Regions from separate parts of the Homo sapiens genome. Here region 2 is linked to region 1. The links are chromatin loops, found by intact Hi-C in ENCODE. Cell type or tissue: PC-9. All regions are shown on one strand.

Region 1 (4,000 bases):
AGAGAATCTGGAGAAATGACCACACACCGTGCTATGTCCTTGCACCATTCATAGGTGACTTACGTACTGGTGAGTATATCTTTGAGGGGACCACCAGCTCATCATTGTCCACTCTGGACCATTCCAACTTTGGAATCCAGGAGGCTGTCTCACAATGGGAGATGCCACATAGCAGCCTACAAACACATTCCTCTCACAGCCATGCCCAGCAGGAGCCCTAAGTTATCCATATTGCCTCTTACAACATCCGTAATAGGCTTATTCCAAATGTGTCTTCTGCAATAAAGTTGTTCTTGATCATTCTAATCAGACATGATTTCTCATTCCTTTGCATTCCCATAGGACTTTGCACTGTATGATAACCTTTATCATTTTGCACATTATAATCTCATTTCTTAAATCCTGAGACTTGGTTGGTTTTTGGTTTTGCCTAGGGTAATAACTTGTCAATACCTATTTAATTGACCCGCTTACAGATATAATAGGGGGAGGATGGCTTCAAAGAGAAAACATACAAACTCATTTTTTAAAAGCCTGTATCTTTGAACACAAAGATGAAAAGTAAAATAAACATTAGCTCAAGAGGAGACCAGAGGTTGTAGAATATTGTATTGTCATGCCTGGAGAAAAATAAACACTCGATTTCCAGATTTTTTCACTGGGATTCTAAAGCATCAGAATAAAGCAAATCGACTTTAGGGGAAAATAGAGGTAGAAAGATAATGGGGTTCTTGCAAGTAATCCCCTGGAGGGTACAGGCAAAAAAGAAAGGTCCTTTAAGGAAACAGAACTTCGTAACAGTTATGGGTGTAATATTTACCATATGTCCCATATGTTTTCAAATTACAAAAGTGCAACTCTTTCCCACAGCGCATTTGCAAGTGGACCTGACAACCCCAGGCCACAGAAATCAAAGACGGTAATCTACCATAAATTCTGCCACGCTAGATGGAACGAATATCTGTCAGATTTTTTAACTTAAACTTCTCTTCCTTTAAGAAGGCAGCATCTGGCTCTAAACTGCACATTTAATTTAAAAATCCTTTAATAACAGCATTAATTCTCATCGTTTTGCATTCTAGCAGTCTGTGACAAGCAAGCATGCGCTGCGTGCGTCAGGCAACCAGACTGCAAAGAGGAGAGGAGGCTGGGGAAGCCGAGGCGAGAGTTCAGGGAGGAGGCCGGGGAAGCCGAGGCGAGAGTTCAGGGGGCACTGTTTGCCTGGAGCCCTGCTCCGAGATCAAATCAGGGGCCGAGGACGTGTGATAACGAAGGAATAAAAGTTAGAATTCTTTTTGTCTAAGCAGAAGATATCTTTCAAATAGGACAATGCACTTGAAGCTTATAAAAAGCAAACTGGGCCCTTAAGAAGGAGAACTCAGCAGTGGTGACAAAGGCCAAGAATCCTGATCTTTGGACACGAAGTTAGACTTGGCTTCAATTGCAATTTCTAATGATCTTATTTTTGTGCTCTCCCTTAACCCTGGCTCAGTGCTTATCTTTTTAAATGACTTGTTCCCTTTCGTTGAAAAAGCAAAACTGGGAACCTCTCACAAAGTAAAGGCCACACACCCTCTGTCCCCACCCTAGGGCAGGGCGTGCAAGGAGGGAGGTGCCCTACTAAGAACTGAGAATTTACTAAGAGTAAATTCCTCCCTAACGCTTAGCAGCCTGACTTAGGAAAGAGGGCAGGGTGGCTGTGATCCAGAAGCTGAGGGTGTCCCCAGAGATATAAGGAAGGGGATGTGCTGCAGTGACACACCTGGCTTAGGGGGAGAAGGCAGGAAGGGCAGAAACTAGCTGGGTTGGGGGGTGGGGAGGCAGGAAGGGAAACCGAGTTTGGAAGAAAGGGCCCCTTCTAGTGAGACTGAGTAAGCACAGAAAAAAAAAAAAGCCCCTGCTTTGTGTGGCCTCCCTAGAGCCTGGGGAATTTGCAGGAGATAAAAGGCCAGACATTTCCCCCTGAAGACTGCAGGGTAGCACCTTTGTTTGTGAATGGCACACACCCTGGGGTGGGGATTCCTTTGCGGTTGCCATGACGGCCTGTCACACAAAGTTACATGTCCTGCTCTCTCCTCCCTGCCGCCCCAGCTGTCTTAAAATGGCCTGGATTTTAACTTCTGCATTCAGAATGGAGGAACTTTGCTTCTTAGGGTTTCTAACGCAAATGACCTAATTTTAAAGTCCATTTCCCTCCGCCGGCCGAGCAAATCTACATGAAGGGTACCCTGAGAATATTTTATTTTTGTATTCAGTGCCTTTTCAAATTTTCTGTTTTATGTAAAGCTGTGTTTGGGGCATTAACAATGCATAACGATAACCACTTAACAAACACTGCGAAGGGAATCTGAAGTAGGTGGCCTCTAGGGTGGGGGAAGAAAGAATAGAAAGATAATTCTCTGAGACCGAAGAAATATTTCCCTAACTATGATTTCACAGTAAAAGTTTCCTAATAAAAAAATGTTGTAAAGGAGGGTCTTTTAAAAAGTGGTCTGTGGTCTGACCCCTCTTCAAATTTACTTTTATGACTAATGTTGGGTGACCAAGCAATTATTATACTACTGAAAAATCTCATTAACTGCCTGAAAAATCAGCCAGTAAAGTGGGCCATGTCTGGTTTCTGCTCAACCTCATAAAACCTTTGAAGTCCCATAAGCGACCACATAATGACAGTAGAACTGGGGATGCCTCGACAACCTTCTTTCCTTCAGTCCCTCAGCTCGGCTCTAGAAGGCAGGCCCTGAACACCAGGGATTTTTGCCCACTCTATTCACAGTGTCCCTGGCACGTAAGAGGTGCTCAGGAAATATTTGTTAAGTAAGAGAAATTTAATTATTGTGATATCTGAGGGATTAAAGCCAAAAGTTAACCATAATAATATCCTAGATGATTTGAGGAAAATAAAACATTTATGCTGGGAACTTTTTTTAGATAAGATGTTAACTTGTATTTTCTTTCCCTGCATATTAGATCCCTTTTCTTCTCTCTGTTGAAGCCAGTAGCATGGGCTGAGCCTGTTTCCTCAAGGGCTCCATAAAGTCATATCCCAGCAAAAAGCCTAGTATGGTGTTTCTAAAATTACCTAACCTTTGTTGCAGACAAAATATCCTTGCAATAATCACGAAGAGAGAAAGATTTTCTCAAGCCAAGAAAGAGATGGTCAAGGCTGGTTGGAGGCACGCTGGTAAGAATGGAGTTCTGTGGATCTTGGAGCAATGAATATTTGTCAGAAGCAGATCTTTGGGGCTGGCAAGAGCTCAGATTGGGGATGGTTACAGTTGGAGGAACCATGAGCAGCCTAGAGAAGACCCTTATGCACCAAGTGTGGTAGGGGAGCCCCAGAGTCAGGAGCGCCTGTCCTGTGGGCACAGTGAGCTTGAGACAGCTGTCTTGGAAGAAACATTTGAACAGGGCTTCACACTTCCAAGGTCTTGACCTTCCTCAGACCCCCTGAACACAGGTCTCAGAGGAGGGAAGGGGAAAGTCAAGATACACTGAGGTCAAATGGTCCTGCAAGGGTATTAGTCTGTTCTTATACTGCTGTAAAGAATTTATCGAGACTGGGTAATTTATAAAGGAAAGAGGTTTAATTGATTCGCAGTTCAGCATGGCTGGGGAGGCCTCAGGAAACTTACAATCATGGCAGAAGGGGAAGCAAACACGTTCTTCTTCACACGGTGGCAGGAATGACAAGTGCCACGCAAAAAAGGGAAACCGTCTTATAAAACCATCAGATCTCACGAGAACACGCTCACTATCACAAGAAAAGCATGAGGTGACTGCCCCCACAATCTCATCGCCTCTCACAAGGTTCCTCCCCCAACACATGGGGATTACAATTTGGATTACAATTCAAGATGAGATTTGGGTGAGGACACAGAACCAGACCATATCAGCCAGCTATGCAGGAAGGGGTCCCAAAATACCATTTAAATTAGCTCATAGAAAATATATTGCTCTTTCTTCTGGTACAACGTGAGTTTTTGAATGGAGATTTGCA
Region 2 (4,000 bases), 180 kb before region 1:
ACAGATATTTGATGTGAAGCCACAGTGAAAGTTATGAATAGGTACAGAAACACTTAAGATAATTCTTTTGTGCTTGAAAATATTAACCATTTATTAATTTAGCAAACTTTTGTAGAAAGTCTATTATGTGCTGCCTACAGACTATTGGATGGGTTGCTGGTTAGATATTCTAACTTCAGGACCTTTTTGGGTGACCTCCAAATCTGCTCATTGGCTGTTTATCCAGACTGGAAATATGCATGCTAAATAGTTCCTCAAGGCCGCCGCCCAATAGGTAAACTCCAATACACACTTTACATTATTTAATAACTTACTATAGAAACAAGAAGACAAGTGGGATGGATGCAACCCATGAGCTTGTTAAGGTCGTTAGTGAATGGAATAATGGGTATTAAACATACATAGAAAAGAAGGGAAGGATCAAGAGACACCCAGTGTTCTCAAGACACTAAATAAACATAAGCCATCAGGGTGGGAAGTATCCAAGTTACTCTAAATATGGACGAGCCATGATACAGCAAATATACAAGAAACATTCAGTCCTTTCTCAGGACACACTAAATATACACGAGCACTCGGTATGCCTGAGACCTTGACTTAGCCGCCGACTGGTGACACCCACTCTGGTCCCAGAGTCTTCTGCCCCAGCAATGCAATAAATCCCAGGGCTGTTCAGCTAGCTGGGGACAATCCACAGCCATCTTCCAGGCTTACTTATCCCTGTGTCTCTCCAGGAGACCAAATGAGTGCTATTAACCCGGGACATCTTGCTCAAACCTCAATTACTCCATCTGCAGGAAAGATGGATGTGGCATTGAGAGAGAGCCTGTGCGTGTAGAAACACTGCACATCCTGGGATTCAGGAGTACGACTCCTCCACCCCATTTGCACCCTATCCTAACTGTTAACTTACCCCATCTACTCTCCCTTGGGTCTAGATGCAAACTGATTAATACACCATGGTCTATGAAAAGTTTAAGTTGGTCTATGATTTTTTCTGTTCAGTCACCTGTGGGATCACTTTCTTAGGATTGTACTTATAGTCTACCAATGCACAGAGCGAATCTCCCACACGACAGCACTCTTCTAAAGCAGCTGCAGAGTTTGACCCTACGAACTAACCCTGACAATCAGACGCCATCCGACATCCCTGCTGTCCCCACCAATGTTGCTATGCTAATGCCACAGTGTCCTCTGATCCTGTTACTTGGATGACAGGAACTCTTAAGCCATACAGCTATTGCTAAAATTAACACCTTCTATTAATTGAGGTCTGGTCTAAGCCCTTTTTATCTATCATTTCATTGAATTGTCATGGGAAACCAGTGATATTAATGGTATAATTATCCTTCTCAGATGAGGAAGCTGATATATAAAGATAAAGTTGTCTTGATCAAGAGCTAAGGTCACACAGCTAATAGGAGGTAGAGCTTAAACGCAATCTGAGCATTGTGGCCCCAGAACCCTCACTTTAACTCCCACGTTCAAGGCTGTCTGTGGCCTTCGTGCTTGGCCTGTGAATTGTACAGTCTCTTAATGCACGTGACCCTCTTGAGCCTGTCAATGAAGCTCACTTTTTGTTATCTCCCCCACACCTCAGTGTACTTTGGATTTGAGAAAGAGACTATTTTAAAGGAGAGATCAGCAGGAAGCTAAGGGAACTGCATCTCAGGCTGGAATAAGGCTTTAAATTAAGAATAAATGCAAGATTCTGAGTTGTGTCCAGTGGTTAAGCCCTGGACGAAGGTGAGGGCCGAGGCAGTGTTCCCCTCGAAAGCTGCTCTTTGCTCTACAGTTCTTCACCACTGGGGAAGCTTAAGGGTAGATGGAATGAAAAGAGACTTACACTGTCACATGCAAGAGATTTAGGAAGCTTCATAAGAAATTGTTAGGAGGTCTTCATTTCATCTCAATTAGATCCCATTCTGTTCTTTCTAATCCTGCTCCACAAGGCTTTTCCTGTAACTTCACACATATGATCGTATTTAGTCCACATCCAATCCTGTAATGAGGCAATGACTCTATTTTACTTTATTTTTTCATTTTTATTGTTACTATTTTTTTTTTCCATAGAGACAAGGCCTCACTATGTTGCCCAGGCTGATCTTGAACTCCTGGGCTCAGGTGATCCTCCCACCTTGGCCCCCCCAGTGTGCTGGGATTACAGGTGTGAGCCATTGCACCTGGTCCCTGTGACTCTGCTTTAGAGATGAGAAAATGGAGGCTCAAAACTTGCAGTAATAGCCCCAGGTTACAATGCTGATAAATCATAAAAGTTGATTATGATACTGGCCTTGATGACAGCAGGATACGTTCTTTCCATTTAATCTCATCACTGGTGAGCCTACACTGATAAGAAATTCACAGTCATATTGTCACACTGCCTTTTCACCCGGTTCTATAAGGCACTCCCTGGCAATGAGTCATTCCTGCCTCAGCCCTTCTTCCGGAAGGAGGGGCTTGACCGGGCAGAGCAGCGGCTGATTTCCCGGGAGATCAGAAAGATGCAGATATGAGCAGGAGAAAGGACAGGAACTGGAAACCCGTAAACTGGGCAGAATTTAAATGCTCCTTTTCTCTGAGAGCGGTCCATTTTTACACATTGCAGAAATTTTCTCTGCTCCCACCTCCAAACTCACTCACAGTCCTTGATGTTTTTTGGCTGCATCAGCATATCCAGCAGTCAGGTTTCATAATTATCTTGTTGGTCACATGTGGCCCACATTTTCAGACATTCCGGAAATACACCGTGTGGTCTGTGCATCCACACACCTAACAGATCACTCGGGCAGCGCCGACCTGCAGAGCGACTCACCTCCCGTGTCATCTACCATCTGTGCTTACCTTGTTGCAAGAGGCAAGAAAATTCAGATGACATGGATTTGTTCCTGATTAATAGAACCGTAACCATTAATGAGCACAACTAGCACTAATATGCTTTTAAAACAGGAGCAAATTAGGCCTCTATGTGGTTGTAATATGTTATCAGCTAATTGATCGTTGCTGTTTTTTGTGGATTGTTAAAAAACAATGTGGATAAAACATGGTGGGAGGGATTTTAAAAAACAATGCGGATAAGGAGACTATCTATGAAATAAACAAATGTTTAATTAAATTAAAATTGTACAATTCTTTTCACTTGTTAATTTTTTTAAGAAATCCTTTGAAAGAGTGCTTCTAATTAAAACCCAGATCACTGGACCCTAAAGTACAGCAAAGGGACTTCAGGAGACTTTAAAGTGACTGCAGGAAGCCCAAGAATCCATATAGATTGAAAGTCGTAACCACCTTTGGCATATTTATTACCATTTTCACATTTAAAATTACTATTTTCAAATGCAAATTTTCACTGAACAAAATGGAAATTCATATGCAATTGATACTGAATTCCTAGTAACTTTTGTTCTTAATCATTTAATTGATTCTTTTCTAAAAGTACACTTTCTTTTTTAGGAAAAAATCTGAGAGAAAAGGTCATTACAAAGTTGTCCTCCCATTCTAGGGGTCTGGGAACCACTGATCTAATCAGGTTCTCTTTTTCTGGTATTGCACCCATTTGAGTCACGAAGAGTGAACTTTTGACACAAGCTGTCAAGATTTCCTCATAGACACGAGTGATCTATATCTGAGTCAGCCTGGGATTTCTTCGTTTCTTCCTTTGCCTTTGGTATTATTTGTGCAAATCAGCATTGTAAACCATTTTCCAGTGAGTTGTAATAGAAACCCAGGGCAAAAGGTCACTTCCGTTTTGGAGCCTCCCTGACTCTGCAGAGTTGCTCCCTCTGTCCTCTGCCCCAACACAATGCCTCATAATCCCCCTATTATACCCCTCAACTCAAAGCTCTTCTACCAGCTGCTTACATTATCTCCAAAAGAAAAGGGAAAGCTGAGATCCTGCTCCTTGGGAGAAGGTAGCTCTAGATCCAGAATCCTAAGTGTAAACATGTTACAGTAATTACAACATAGATGGCATCTACCAAGCACTAAATGAACCACAGGT

The links. Hi-C counts contacts between places; a loop is a spot of excess contacts. Peaks named below come from ENCODE experiments on the same cell type or tissue, not always from the same donor. Only the 100,000 strongest peaks of a DNase experiment are listed, where the experiment ranks them.
Region 2: a loop joins it to region 1, with 11 times the contacts of the local background. A loop is called at or near these places in 3 of 110 quality-filtered maps.

The regions. Positions count from the first base shown.
Region 1 is chr13:106,098,799-106,102,798 of GRCh38, forward strand. No RefSeq gene overlaps it. Among named protein-coding and RNA genes, the nearest start is that of LINC00460, 280 kb to the right of the region's middle. RefSeq lists an enhancer at 1,496-2,363. In PC-9, no CTCF peak of the experiment used is centred here; DNase peaks (open chromatin) are centred at 1,663 and 1,963; H3K27ac peaks cover 1,919 bases.
Region 2 is chr13:105,916,876-105,920,875 of GRCh38, forward strand. No RefSeq gene overlaps it. Among named protein-coding and RNA genes, the nearest start is that of LINC00343, 210 kb to the left of the region's middle. RefSeq lists an enhancer at 1,913-3,112. In PC-9, no CTCF peak of the experiment used is centred here; DNase peaks (open chromatin) are centred at 2,396, 2,746 and 3,626; H3K4me3 peaks cover 1,601 bases; H3K27ac peaks cover 2,956 bases.